Regions from separate parts of the Homo sapiens genome. Here region 1 is linked to region 2. The links are chromatin contacts, found by Hi-C or POLR2A ChIA-PET in ENCODE. All regions are on one chromosome and are shown on one strand. Each heading gives the region's core, a stretch centred on a gene start or an enhancer-like site at or near the end of the contact. The rest is flanking DNA. Distances are from core to core; before and after follow the strand shown. Region 1 holds the start of MMP23B (matrix metallopeptidase 23B). Region 2 holds the start of TMEM52 (transmembrane protein 52).

The links. A loop is a pair of places that touch in the nucleus more often than their neighbours do. ChIA-PET counts read pairs that join two places held with the same protein, here RNA polymerase II (POLR2A). Pooled maps may share reads with other maps.
Region 1: a loop to region 2 is called in a pooled map, with 8 times the contacts of the local background. The contact joins the promoter of MMP23B here to the promoter of TMEM52 in region 2. A Hi-C loop is called at or near these places in 1 of 168 maps with a recorded cell type or tissue (CD8-positive, alpha-beta T cell), 3 of 37 single-sample maps with no recorded cell type and 6 of 50 pooled maps. POLR2A ChIA-PET finds 5 or more read pairs at or near these places in 3 of 52 experiments (B cell, activated B cell and activated CD8-positive, alpha-beta memory T cell).

What each region holds. Positions count from the first base shown.
Region 1 is chr1:1,630,113-1,635,655 of GRCh38, reverse strand. MMP23B (matrix metallopeptidase 23B) reads right to left here and starts at 3,483. Exons shown (of 8, transcript NM_006983.2): 1 at 3,282-3,483; 2 at 2,743-2,873; 3 at 2,536-2,675; 4 at 2,301-2,468; 5 at 1,744-1,908; 6 at 1,557-1,667; 7 at 1,328-1,454; 8 at 1,002-1,205. The coding sequence starts at 3,437. The coding sequence ends at 1,031. LOC124903821 (a long non-coding RNA gene) reads left to right here and starts at 3,870. Exons shown (of 3, transcript XR_007065352.1): 1 at 3,870-4,011; 2 at 5,081-5,543. MIB2 (MIB E3 ubiquitin protein ligase 2) reads right to left here. Exons shown (of 20, transcript NM_001170687.4): 20 at 5,051-5,364. The coding sequence ends at 5,126. CDK11B (cyclin dependent kinase 11B) reads left to right here. Exons shown (of 20, transcript NM_033486.3): 20 at 1-431. RefSeq lists enhancers at 1,965-2,776, 4,877-5,440 and silencers at 4,930-5,079, 5,180-5,429.
Region 2 is chr1:1,917,442-1,923,728 of GRCh38, reverse strand. TMEM52 (transmembrane protein 52) reads left to right here and starts at 4,450. Exons shown (of 5, transcript NM_178545.4): 1 at 4,450-4,547; 2 at 4,641-4,684; 3 at 4,795-4,836; 4 at 5,298-5,476; 5 at 5,567-6,138. The coding sequence starts at 4,464. The coding sequence ends at 5,847. It overlaps CFAP74 (cilia and flagella associated protein 74), which reads left to right. Exons shown (of 39, transcript NM_001304360.2): 36 at 230-362; 37 at 584-744; 38 at 1,006-1,140; 39 at 1,341-1,772. The coding sequence ends at 1,442. RefSeq lists enhancers at 1-387, 3,086-3,678, 3,679-4,272, 4,332-5,133 and silencers at 1,288-1,472, 4,214-4,853.

The DNA.
Region 1 (5,543 bases), core at 2,234-4,733, 290 kb after region 2:
CATGTTTTGTTTTTGTATTTTGGTTTGTAAATTTGTAGAATTAAATCATTTTCCTTGTTGTGGAGGAAAGAGCTGTGTTTTCTCCGTGACTTGCCCAGGGCGGAGAGGGTGGACATCTTCGGGTGCCCACGTGGGGCAGCACAAACCTCCACACACCCTCTCCCACTCTCGACACGCACGGGGCTGGCTGGGCCGTGATTTGGAAAGGAACTGGTGGGAGCCGGGTGGATTGTTTAATCTTCGGAGCTGGAGACCTGTTTCTGTGTTGGGATGAGCGATGCCCTCTTGCCCCAACCCACTCGTCCAGACCAGCCCTGTCCACACAGGCCCCCGGCCCCCAACCCCCAGCCCCAGCTGTGCCAGCAGACTCGACAGGTTTTTATACAAGGTTGTTGAGTTTTAAAATGTATTAAAATATTCTTCGAGGAAAGCTCCCCGTGTCGTCCTTTGAGTGACCCGGGACCATGTGTGGGAGGGGAGTCGCAGACCACCGGGCTCTAGGGGAAGAGGGTGGGGTGGGCGGCTGTGGCCTCTGACCCCATGTGGGCCAGTGTCTTCCCCAGGCAGGAGGGGAGCTCCTACCTCCTGGGGGGCCTCCACTCTGGCAAGGTGGTCCCCCACCCTGTGCCAGTCCTCCCAGCCCCCACCCACATCTCCTTGCAGAAGATCCTGGAGGCCCATCCCAGCCACATCTTTCAGGAAGCCCCCTTTGCCTCCCTCCCCCAGCTCTGAGCAAGTCCTAGACAGAACCCAGGCTTCTGGGGCTACCCCAGGTGCTGCTCCACGTGCTGCCCCTGTCACTGGGGCCTCCGCTTATCCCACTTTCCCAGGGGCCACCTTAGCAAAGCCCGTCCCGTCCTGTGCTGTACCTGTTGTCCGCTGTGCGGGGAAGCAGGGGTGCCCAGCCCCGAGGACGCCCAGCTCTCGGTGGACCAGGGGCTGGGGTGTCCACCTGCCCAGACTGGCTGCCCGCTGCCCTCCCAAGAATGAGCGAGGAGCCATCAGAGAGAAAGTGCTTTATCAGCCGGGCTCAGCCCCGCACACGGACTCGCCAGGAGTAGGTGGTCAGCACGCGCTGCTGGCGGCGCACCACGCAGGTGTAGGTGCCCTCATTGACGGCGTTGGCGATGATGCTCAGGTGCGCCTCGCCCAGGGCCAGGTAGCCGGGGTAGGAGAACTCCAGGGGCTCCTGGTCCTTGTACCAGCTGCAGGGGGGCGGGGCGTCTCCTGCAGGCACAGCCCCCCCCCCGGCTGCCTGCCCCGCACCCCTGCCCCAAGGCCGCCCGCGGGCTGCCCACCCCGAGGACCGCCCGGGGCGCTCACTCACTACACTTTCCCTTTCTTGTGGAGGATCTTCTGGCCGCAGCGGAAGGTCACGTTCCTGCCCTCGGGCACCAGCCTGGTTTTGGTCCTGGGGGGCGGTGGGGTGGTGGCCACCGTGGGGAAGGGGAATTCTGCTCCGGGTGGGGGAAAGAGCCCCGTCAGTGCCCCCTCAGCCCCGACCATGGCCAAGGCCCAGCTCCCACGCAGCCCTGTCCCGGCCCCGTGGGCATCACCGTAGCAGAAGTCGCAGCTGCTGGGGCAGAGCCTCTTCATGAGCCGCCGGCGAGCGTCGCAGAAGCCCCTCCGCGCCCAGGACGCGCACACGAACAGCCTGTCGAGGCATCCTATCGGGAGCGTGGGGAGCACGGCCTGGCTCAGGACCGCCCGGTCCCCGCCCTCCCGCCCGACAAAGGGACTCACCGTAGAGCCGGTGCAGCCCCCACAGCTCGTCCTGGGACAACGCCTTCCAGCCGCGCAGCGTGGCGTTCAGGTGCATGAGCGCCCGGCCGTGTTGTGAGTGCATCAGGCCCAGCGCGTGGCCGATCTCGTGGGCCGCCACGTGCACCAGGTCCGTGAGCCACACGCCTGCGGGCCCCGGGGGTCAGCGCCTGGGAGCCCCGGGCCCAGCCCCGCCGCCCGTGGGCCAGCTCCCCGAGGCCCGGTGTATCTGCTGGAGCGCAGCCGCGGAGCCGCCCTCGGCCGCAGCCACGGAAAGATAAGAATGTTCTGGGCCCAGGCGGTGAGCTCGGCCCCCAGGAATGCAGCTCCAGCTCCCGCTCCAGAGGCGCAGGGGGATGGGAAAGGGAGTTCAGGGCTGCCGGGATGGGGGCTCCCACGGGCTCCCCTCCTTGCCTGCTAGACTCCAGTGGCAGCCACCACCCCGGAAGGTCCCTCCTGCCGTCTGCCCCAAAGCCCGACCGCGGCAGCCCACTGTGCTGCAGAGGAGAGGCCTCCAGGAGGCCAGCCTGGACGGTCACCTTTCTTCCAGCTGTAGCGCGTGGGGCCCAGGACCCAGTACTCGCTGTCGTCGAAGTGGATGCCGCCGTGCGGGGGGAAGAAGGCGTGGGCCAGCTCCCCCGTGGGGCCGTCGAAGCAGTGGTGCAGCGCGGAGACCAGGCAGTCCGTGTGGTTGATCGGGTAGAAGCCTGGGGGGAGCACGGGGCTGAGAGGCCGGGCGCGCAGGGCCGGGCCGGGGCGGGGGCGGGCGCCCACCTATCCGGAGGTCGCTGGGCTGCTCGGGGGCCACCTCGCGGAAGCTGAAGGGGGACACGTCGCTCCACATGCGGAAGGCGGCAGCTAGGGCCCGCCGCGTCTCCCGCGGGCTCAGCAGGTTCCGCGGGAAGGAGAGGATCCTGCAGGGAGAGTGAGCTCAGCGGGCGCCGGCCGCGCCCCCTCCCCCGGGGCCCAGCCAGGGCGCACCTGTAGGTGAGGTTGAAGTGGTCCCAGCGCAGCCTGGCTGGAGTCAGCGTGTAGCGGCGTCTGCGGGGGGCCAGTGGGCCCGGGACCCGGGTGGGGGGGACCGCCGAGAGGCCCAGCGCAGCGACGTCTCCCTTCAGGGAAGAAAGCGTGCGTGGGAGGCATCGGTGACGGTCCCCAGGACCAAAAACTGCCGCGGAAAATGGACTGGAAGGAAACGGGGGTGGGGGTGCCCAGGGCTGGGAGCGGGCGTGGCGGGTCCTGTCTGCCTGTGGTTTCGGGTCTCCTAACCTGAGCGCCCTGTTGCACGTCCCTGGGAACGCGGCCCAGTGGAGGGGAAGGGGCTGAACAGCAGGGCGAGGCCTCCCACCCCTCCCAACAACTGGACACAGGGGCGTCCAACCCTCCGACCTCGGGACGCACATCCGGACCCTCAAACACCCCGCACACCCCGCACACGTCCTGCGGGCCCCCCGATAGACCAGACCCACAGACGTGAGGACCCCCCCAACCCGGCACCTGGCCTCCCCCCCGCCGCTCACCTGCGCTGCGCTCCAGGCCGGCACCGCCGGGGCCCCCAGCCGGGCCAGCAGCACCAGCGCGGGGAGGAGGCACAGGGCGACCAGCGCGGCTCCAAGCCAGCGGCGCTCGACGCCTGCCCCCGGGGCCTCCGAGGGGACACGGGCCCCGCGGCCCATGGCAGACTTGCTGTGGGGCTCAGGGCTGCATGGGGCAGCAAGGCGCGGGGGCCCGGGCCGCAGAGCCTCCGGGGAGGATCCGGAGGGGAGGCAGTGGCTCGGCGGCTCGGGTTACAGCCCGGTGTGGTGGGGGGGAGGGAGACGGGGCGGGAGAGGGGGCAAGGCTGCCCCTGAAGGGAACCAGCTGGCCCGTCCGTTGGCCGAGCTGCCTGCTGTCTCCAGCCGGGGGCATGGGGACCCGCGTCCCGTGGGCCAGGGGCAGAGGCCTGGGCATGGCCTGCTGGGCGGGGTCCTCGGAGGGGGGAGCGAAGAGGGCCCCAGGCAGCCCGGGAAGGGCAGCGCCAGGGCTCCCGCTTAGGAAAGGGTAGCAGTGGGGGTCCCCAAGCCCCCACTGCTGGGCAGTGAGTGATCTGGTGGCTTTTTTCCCAAATGGAATCCTCAAAAAACCCCTGAGCCCCACATGAGCGGAGTCTCCATCCTGGCCCAGGCAGCTGAGCTGGGCCGCAGGAGACGCGTCGCTCGCCTGACAGTGTCCCCGAGAGCTGGGAGGGGATGGCCGGATGGGGACGTGGCAGTGAGTATGGGGCGGTGGAGGGGGAGGCGGGGAGGGGGTGCGTGGGTAGGCAAGGGCCGCGGAGGGTGCCAGGTTGCGGGGCGGAGGGAGGGAACTTGCCAGGGTCTCCCGGGGAGCCGGGAAGGGGCGGGCCCTGGCTGCGGGAAGCCCCGTGGAGGGTAGCGCGTGAGGTGGAGGGTGTGTGGCTCCTAAATCCCCGGCTAGGCCCCAGCAAAGGGGAGAGGGAGACGGGAGGGACGGGAAACGGAGCTAAGCGCCGGGCCTGGAGGTCTGGACCGGTCCTGATTGGGGGCGGGGGCGGGGAGCTCGGAGACCCAAAGGTTCGACGGGGCGGCCGGCGTCCAGGCGCGAGCGGCTCTGGGCTGGGACCGAGACCGGGCACCGGCGTCCCGCGGGGCGGGGGTGGGGGATTGGGCAGAGGAGCAGGAGATTCCGAGCCAGACCGGCCTGTGTCTGTCTCGTCCCTCCCCGTTTTCCGCGCCGGCGTCGGGCCCAGGGTGACGGCAGCCCGGCCAACGGGGTCAGCGCCAAGCAGCTGGCGGCGGCCGCGGGCGGTTCTTGGAAAGCGCGAGAGGCTGGGCCTGGCCGCCGTATTTGCTCCGACACCGCCCCCCGCCCCCCCAGCTCGTCACCCCGCCTGCGTGCGCCCGGCCCCCAGACCCTGCCTGGGACGCCCCCCAACTAACTCCCTGCTGGGACGGGACCCCACAGCCCTGGGGAGTGTCGGGCCCCTTGGATCAGAGCGCGAGTCCCCGCGGCCGCCCCCAGGACGGAAGAGCGAGGGGGGCCCGGGGGCAGACACAGGAGTCCCCGCCCCGTCGGACCCGGGCCTGGGGGGCGGGAGGCGGCCGTGCCCGCGCCTGGAGGGTGTCCTGGCCCGAAGGCCGCAGTCCGGGCGGGAGTCTGGACCCGAGAGCCTGGGGCGGGCGGGGCGGACCCAGGGAAGGGCCCCCCCCCCCTCGCCCCCAGGCTCGCCCGCGTGTCCCGAGGGGAGGACCCCAGAGGCGCCCGGTCCCCCAGGCAGACAGCAGAGGCAACGTCCGAGAATCTTTCTTTTTATAAAACACAGGGCGGGGGCACGCGAAGGCAGCTCGGGCGCGGCGGACGGCGCGGCTCACACGAAGATCTGGATGCGGTCGCGGATGGGCTGGCGGCAGATGGGGCAGGCGCTGAGCGCGGAGCCGCAGGGGGCGCATGCGCCGTGGCCGCACTGGAACACGAGGCGGATGTGGCTGTCGATGCAGATGGGGCAGGTGATGCGTTCCTCCATCTGCCGGTAGCGGCTCTGCAGCTCCTCCACCAGCTGGCGCGGCGGGCCGGGGGCGGGGGCGGCGCTCGCCACCTCAGAGCCGTCTGCGGGGTGGGGGACGGGTGTGAGCTGGGAGGCCGGGTGGGGGAATGCGGGGAGCAGGGAGCTGCGGGGGGGCGAGGCTGGGGGCGGGGTGTCACCTGGGACGGGTTGTGACCTGCAAGGGGGGCTGGCGGGGTGGGTGATTTGGAGGCAGAGGTGGGGCCCGGGTGCGGGCAGGAGG
Region 2 (6,287 bases), core at 3,201-5,700:
ACGCAGGGCCTTGCCTTTGGCTGCACTGCTCCACTTTGGAGGCCCTGAGGGTACCATGGCTGGGGGACTCAGCACCACACTGAGGGCCGTCAGTGGAAAGACCAGAGTCCAGGGCCCCACGGGGCCCCCAGGCCGTCCCTGCTTCCTTCCCTGAGCCAGCCCAGCTCTCACCAGCAGGACCCCTGCCGCCGAGCTTCGGGGACAAGGCCACTCCACTTCTTGTCCCCAGAAAATCTCCCACCAGATCCTGCTGAAGGGTGCCGCCTGTCAGCACATGATGTTCGTGGAGGGCGGCGACCCCCTGGACGTGCCCGTGGAGTCTCTGACAGCGATCCCTGTATTTGACCCCAGGCACAGAGAGGGTGAGCCCCTCCCCAGGGAGGGAACAGACACGGGGCCTCCCGGTGCCCCTGTCCCGTGGATGGGGGCCCCGAGACCCAGCGGAGCAGGGCAGGGATTCCCAGCCTTCTACCCCAGAGCCAAGCAGGACAGCCACTGCTAACCAGAGTTCAGGAGTCCAGCTGCAGCCTCACCCCATGCCTCAGCCTGACCCTGAACAGCTCCCCTGGCCACACCCCTCCAGCCAGCTCCCGGCCAGGCCCTCTCTCTCCAGAAGCTGAGGAGCTGAGGCCCATCCTGGTGACCCTGGACTACATCCAGTTTGACACAGACACGCCAGCCCCACCTGCCACCCGAGAGCTGCAGGTGGGCTGTATCCGGACCACCCAGCCATCTCCAAAGAAGGTGCCCACAGCACTGCCCCTGGGGACACCAGGCAGCCCCCTCGGCCTCCCCTGCCCTGGGCAGCCCTGACCCTCCTGGCCTTGCCCCTCACTGGGCTTGTCCTGACAGCCGGGCTTTTCTCGGACTTCCTGTGGCAGCTGTGGGGTGGGCAGCCTGGTCAGAGCTGGGAGGGTGAGTGGAGCTGGGCACCCTCACCCCTAGTCCCACTGCTTCTGGGAGCGGTGCCTGGTCGCCAGCCTACAGGAGCCCCATACCCCACAGACCGTTGAGTTCAGCATAGACAGCGTCGCATCCCTGCAGCACAAGGGTTTCTCTATTGAGCCCTCCAGGGGCTCCGTGGAGCGCGGCCAGACGAAGACCATCAGCATCTCCTGGGTGCCACCTGCGGACTTTGATGTAGGTGCCTTTGGGCTCCAGGCCAGGGAGCCCTGGGAACGCCAAAGGCTGGGTGGGCTGACACCCCTGCCCAGTCCCAGGGGAGGAGGTGGCCGTGGAGGACCCAAGGGAGTCAGGTGGGCAGGGCAGTGGGAAGACAGCAGATCTCCTCTGGGTGCCCACTGACTGAAGGCCTCTTCTCCCCTCCCCTCCTGTTCCAGCCAGACCACCCACTCATGGTGTCGGCCCTGCTGCAGCTAAGGGGGGATGTGAAGGAGACCTACAAGGTCATCTTTGTAGCCCAGGTGTTGACTGGCCCCTAAGCCTCTGCACAGAGCACCCTCGGGCCCTCCTGTCCACCCTCAAAGCCCTCCCCAGGCTGAGGGCCAGGTCATACTACCCTAGAGCCTGGGACCTGGCCATCCTCTGCCAGATTCCAATAGGCCGCCCTCCACATGGCGCCACGGCCACTTCCTGCTGCCCTGGACCCCGCAAGCCCAGGGACATCCAAGAGCACCCCTCCTGAGACCCCAGACTCAGAAGCAGCGAGAAGGCCAGGCCAGCCCTCAGCCATCCTAGCCAGACCCCCTCAGAGCCCCCAGCCCCCAGGAGAGCCCTCCACAGCCTGTCAATAAATTTTTTGTAGGCCAACACATGCAGCCTGCAGTGTGGGTGACAGCAGGTTATTCCCTGGGGTGAGCACAGAATGGGAGGTGGGGACAGAGCCCTGGGGAAGCAGCCCCTCCCCTCACAGCCATGACACCCGCTTTGCCTGGCAAGGGCCTCCTAGAGTGGGGCCATCCTGCAGGACACCTGTGGGGAGGCCACCCTGACCCAAATTCAAGGAGAGCCCCCAAGCCTGGCACCCTGAGCAGCAGCAGGCAGCCCAGAGGGCCGGGGTACAGCTAGAGCTGAGGCTGACCCAGAACCGAGGGGCCTGGGTGGTGGGGAGGGCAGGGCTGCAAAGCCCAGGGCAGGCCCCGGGAACCTCCAGACTTTTCCCAAGTTCCAGGACCCCGGATGACCCCAAGCAAAGGTGAGCAGACGGTGGGGACCCCCCAGCCTACTCATGCCCTCCCCTCCACCCAGCAGGGGCCAGGTGAGGCCCAGCTCCTGCACTGAAGTCTCTATTTGTCTGAGATAAGTCTGGGCTCGGCTTTCTGGGCTCTGACCCACCCTTCAACAGAGAAGACCCCTCGCAGCCCGTGAGATGCTCCTGAAGCTCAGAGTGGTGCCTGCACCCCAACCCTGCCCTCTGGAGTCTGGCTTGTTGGACGCTGTCCCCACAGAGCCCACCCAGCCTGGCCCTCCTGTCAGTGCAGCACACCCACTGTGCCACCCCAACCAGCAGCCACCAGCAGACTGTACGCAGCCTTCCCTGGCCGGGTCGGGGGAGCAGATGGTGCTTCTGGGAGCTTTCCTGGGCACAGGCCTCAGGGACGCCGGTCTTGAGCTGCCTGCCCTCACCCCCAGCCCCCCAGGGCCCACAGTGCCTAGGAACTTGCCATTGCCCCAAACTTCAAGCCAGTGACATTGACCCCGCAGTGGCGTTTTGCAGGATTTCTGTCCAATGGGTCCCTTGCTGCCCTTCCTGCGGCCGACCCACCATGGCTCAAGCTTGCGCCACACCAGATGGGAGGGGAAGGCAGGTTCCGCCAGGTCCAGGCCAGGCCCCGGCCGCAGGAGGAGGTGCTACTGGATGGCAATGTTTCCTGAATAGGCCCCTCTCTTCTAAACCCTGACCCGACTCTCCTGCTGGCAGGCCTCTGGTACTGAGTGGCGAGGCCCGCCCAGCTCCTGCGTGGGGGCCGTGCCCACACCTTCCGGAACTCGGGGCTGTGGCCTCAGGCTGTGCTGTGCACATGCACTCCCATTCCCACTCCCGTGCTGGGCCTCCACGACCAGTGCAGTCAATGTGGCAGGAAGAAGGGCCAGGGGCTGGGGGAGCTGGGCAGGCAGGAAGGGCCCTTGAGGACCGTGGCACAGGCCTTGGGAGGTGAAAGGCAACTTCAGGCAGAGCCCAACAGTGGAAGGAGTGATGCAGTGAAGGGGCAGGTATGGGCAGAAGAGCCACGCAGAGGAGGCCCTGCCCTCCAGGGTCACTGCCCTTGTGGTAGGGGTGGGGGACACTGAGCAGCGCCCACATGTGGAACAGTTCTGAGCAAGGGGTGCATGCCCCTCCTGCAGTAAGATGGACCCTGCCCCTTGCTGTGCTGACCACCTCCCTTAGCCTGACCACCAGAGAGACGGTGTGCTGTTGGTCCCACGGGGAGCAGAGGGCACCAAGAGCCTAACAGGGCCCCTGGCCTGGTGGCAGAGGGATAAGGGTCTGGGGTCCCCCTGGAAGAAATGGCCCCAGGCCTGCCCCTGCACAGGGAGCAGCAGACATTGCAGGCTGAGGGAAGGGCACTGGGCTCCCTGTGGCCCTCGGGAATGGAGGTCACATTCCCCAGGTGGGGCATGGCCCCCAAGGCCAAGTGCTTTGGGAAAGTGGTCTGCACCCAGCGCCTCAACAGCCCAGAGCCAGGGCCAGGCTCCAGCCCCCTGGGCCAGCCCCCAGACAGCGCCTGCAGCGCAGGTCCACAATCAAGTGTCCAAACACCAAGTTCGGGATGCCCAGCATCTTGGTGGCGTTACCCTACAGTCCACCTGGAGCCCGCCTGCGAGACTGGACCCGAGGGACCACACCCAAGGCAGCCACGACTTTCCAGGCCAGCTCCCGAGGGTCCCCGGGCCACGCCCAGACCAGCAGCAGAGCAGGCCACGCTCGGCCGAGGTTAAGGCGCCGTGCCCGGGCTGAGGACGAGACCCACCGTCGCCTCACGAGTCTGGGCCAGGTGGAGCTGCGGGGTAGGGCTTGTGGCGGACAAGCCCTCTGAACACGTTGGGCGTGGCCCAGTGGGAGGGGATTGCGCTGAGCGGGGTATGGTGGGCGAGGCTTACGTTGGGCATGGGGCCAGTGGGCGGGGTTTGCATTGAGTGGAGGCCCAGCGAATGGGGGCGTCTCGTGGGCGAGGGCTCCTGTGGGCGGGGCCTGCGGCGAACAAGGCTTGCACTGGGCGGGGCCCAGTGGGCGGGGTTTATGCTGCGTGAGGCGTCCTGTGGGCGAGGCCTGCGACGAACGCGGTTTGCTCTGGGCGGTGCCCGGAGGGCGGGGTTTACCCTGCGTGGGGCGTCCAGTAGGCGTGTGCGCCTGTGGGCGGGGCCTGCGGCCAGCGGGGCCCGGTGGGCGGGGTTTACTCTGAGCGGGCGTTCTGTGGGCGTGTCATGTGGTGGGTGTGTCCTGTGGTGGGCGGGGCCCCATAAAGCCGCGCCGCCGGGCTTTGCTCCAACCTCCTCAGAGCATGGCCCGGGGGCCGCTGGCCGCCCGCGGACTGCGGCTGCTGCTGCCGCTCCTGCCGCTCCTGCCGCTCCTGCCGCTGCCGCAGGTGGGTCGGGCGGCGTTCTCTCTCGGTTCGGCCACCGCGGGGCGGGTCCCTGCTCGGACCACGCCCCTCCCGGGCTCACCCTTGTCCCCACAGGTGGCGCTGGGCTTCGCGGACGGCAGCTGCGACCCCTCGGACCAGTAAGTCGGGGGGGAGGGAGCCGGGGCCTGGCCCCGCCCTATGGGGAGGCACGGGTGGCGAGGTCGGCCGTCCCATGCCCCGCCTGCTCCAGGTGCCGCCGTCCCCACAGGTGCCCGCCCCAGGCCCGCTGGAGCAGCCTGTGGCACGTGGGGTAAGTGGAGGCCGCGGCGGAGCCGTGCGTCCGACGGTTCTGGGGCGGGGGTCACCGGGGCCAGGCCCGCCAGGCCCTTACCTCACCAGGCCGCCTCCGCTGTCGCCCAGTCCCGGCCGCTGGCGGGAACTGACCTGGAGCAAGCAGGACCTTCCCTCCCACCTCTCCCGCCTGGCCTCCGCGGGAGTCCCCTACGATCCCGCTCAGCAGTGGGGCACTCGCTGAGGACAGCGAGTCCTGGGAGTGAGCCCAAGGCCACCCCTGGCCAGCCCAGGAGAGATAGCCAGGGCAGGCCCAGCAGCCCGAGGCCAGGCTCTGGCCACGGCGGTCTCCGACATGGAGAGACATTGTCTGCTTTTTATCCTGTTAACCTGTCTTCGGTGGTTGTGCCACGACATTCCCCAGGGTGCAGGTGCCCGGTGGCCGAGGGTCAGTCCAGTGGTAGAGCCTTGCTCTCCTAGGCTCATCCTGCTGGCGGTCCTCCTGCTTCTGCTGTGTGGTGTCACAGCTGGTTGTGTCCGGTTCTGCTGCCTCCGGAAGCAGGCACAGGCCCAGCCACATCTGCCACCAGCACGGCAGCCCTGCGACGTGGCAGTCATCCCTATGGACAGTGACAGCCCTGTACACAGCACTGTGACCTGTGAGTGCCTAGGGGCCCGCCAGTTGAGGGTGGAGATGGCGGGGGTAAATGCCAAGCCCGCCTCCACGAACCCACTCTGGTTCCCTGCAGCCTACAGCTCCGTGCAGTACCCACTGGGCATGCGGTTGCCCCTGCCCTTTGGGGAGCTGGACCTGGACTCCATGGCTCCTCCTGCCTACAGCCTGTACACCCCGGAGCCTCCACCCTCCTACGATGAAGCTGTCAAGATGGCCAAGCCCAGAGAGGAAGGACCAGCACTCTCCCAGAAACCCAGCCCTCTCCTTGGGGCCTCGGGCCTAGAGACCACTCCAGTGCCCCAGGAGTCGGGCCCCAATACTCAACTACCACCTTGTAGCCCTGGTGCCCCTTGAAGGAGGTAGGAGAACGGACCAGAGCTTGGAGAACTAATGCTTGGAGCCAAGGGCCCCAGCCCACCCCACCGTCCCACACATTGCTGTGGCCCCAACCTCGGTGCCATGTTACACCGGCCCCTGGCGTCACCCACTAGGCAGGCTGCTGCTTTCAGCCTCAGCCCCTGGCCCAGCCCCAGCAGGCCCTCAGCCTGGAAGAGGCCCCTTGGGCCTAAGCCTCGGGTGGGAGCTCAGGGCCACCTGTGACGTCTGCATCTTCTTGGAGAGAGAATAAAGTTTGTATTTAAGTGGTCTCTGCCTATGTGGGAAGGACTCTGGGACTCCAGGGCTCTGGGAGGAACCCTTGGGCAGCCAACCCCCAGTGCAAGCAGGAAGGGCGAGCGTGTGGTCCCCGGCCTGTACCCAGTCCAGGTTTCAGGCTGGCATTCCTAGCCCTGAGC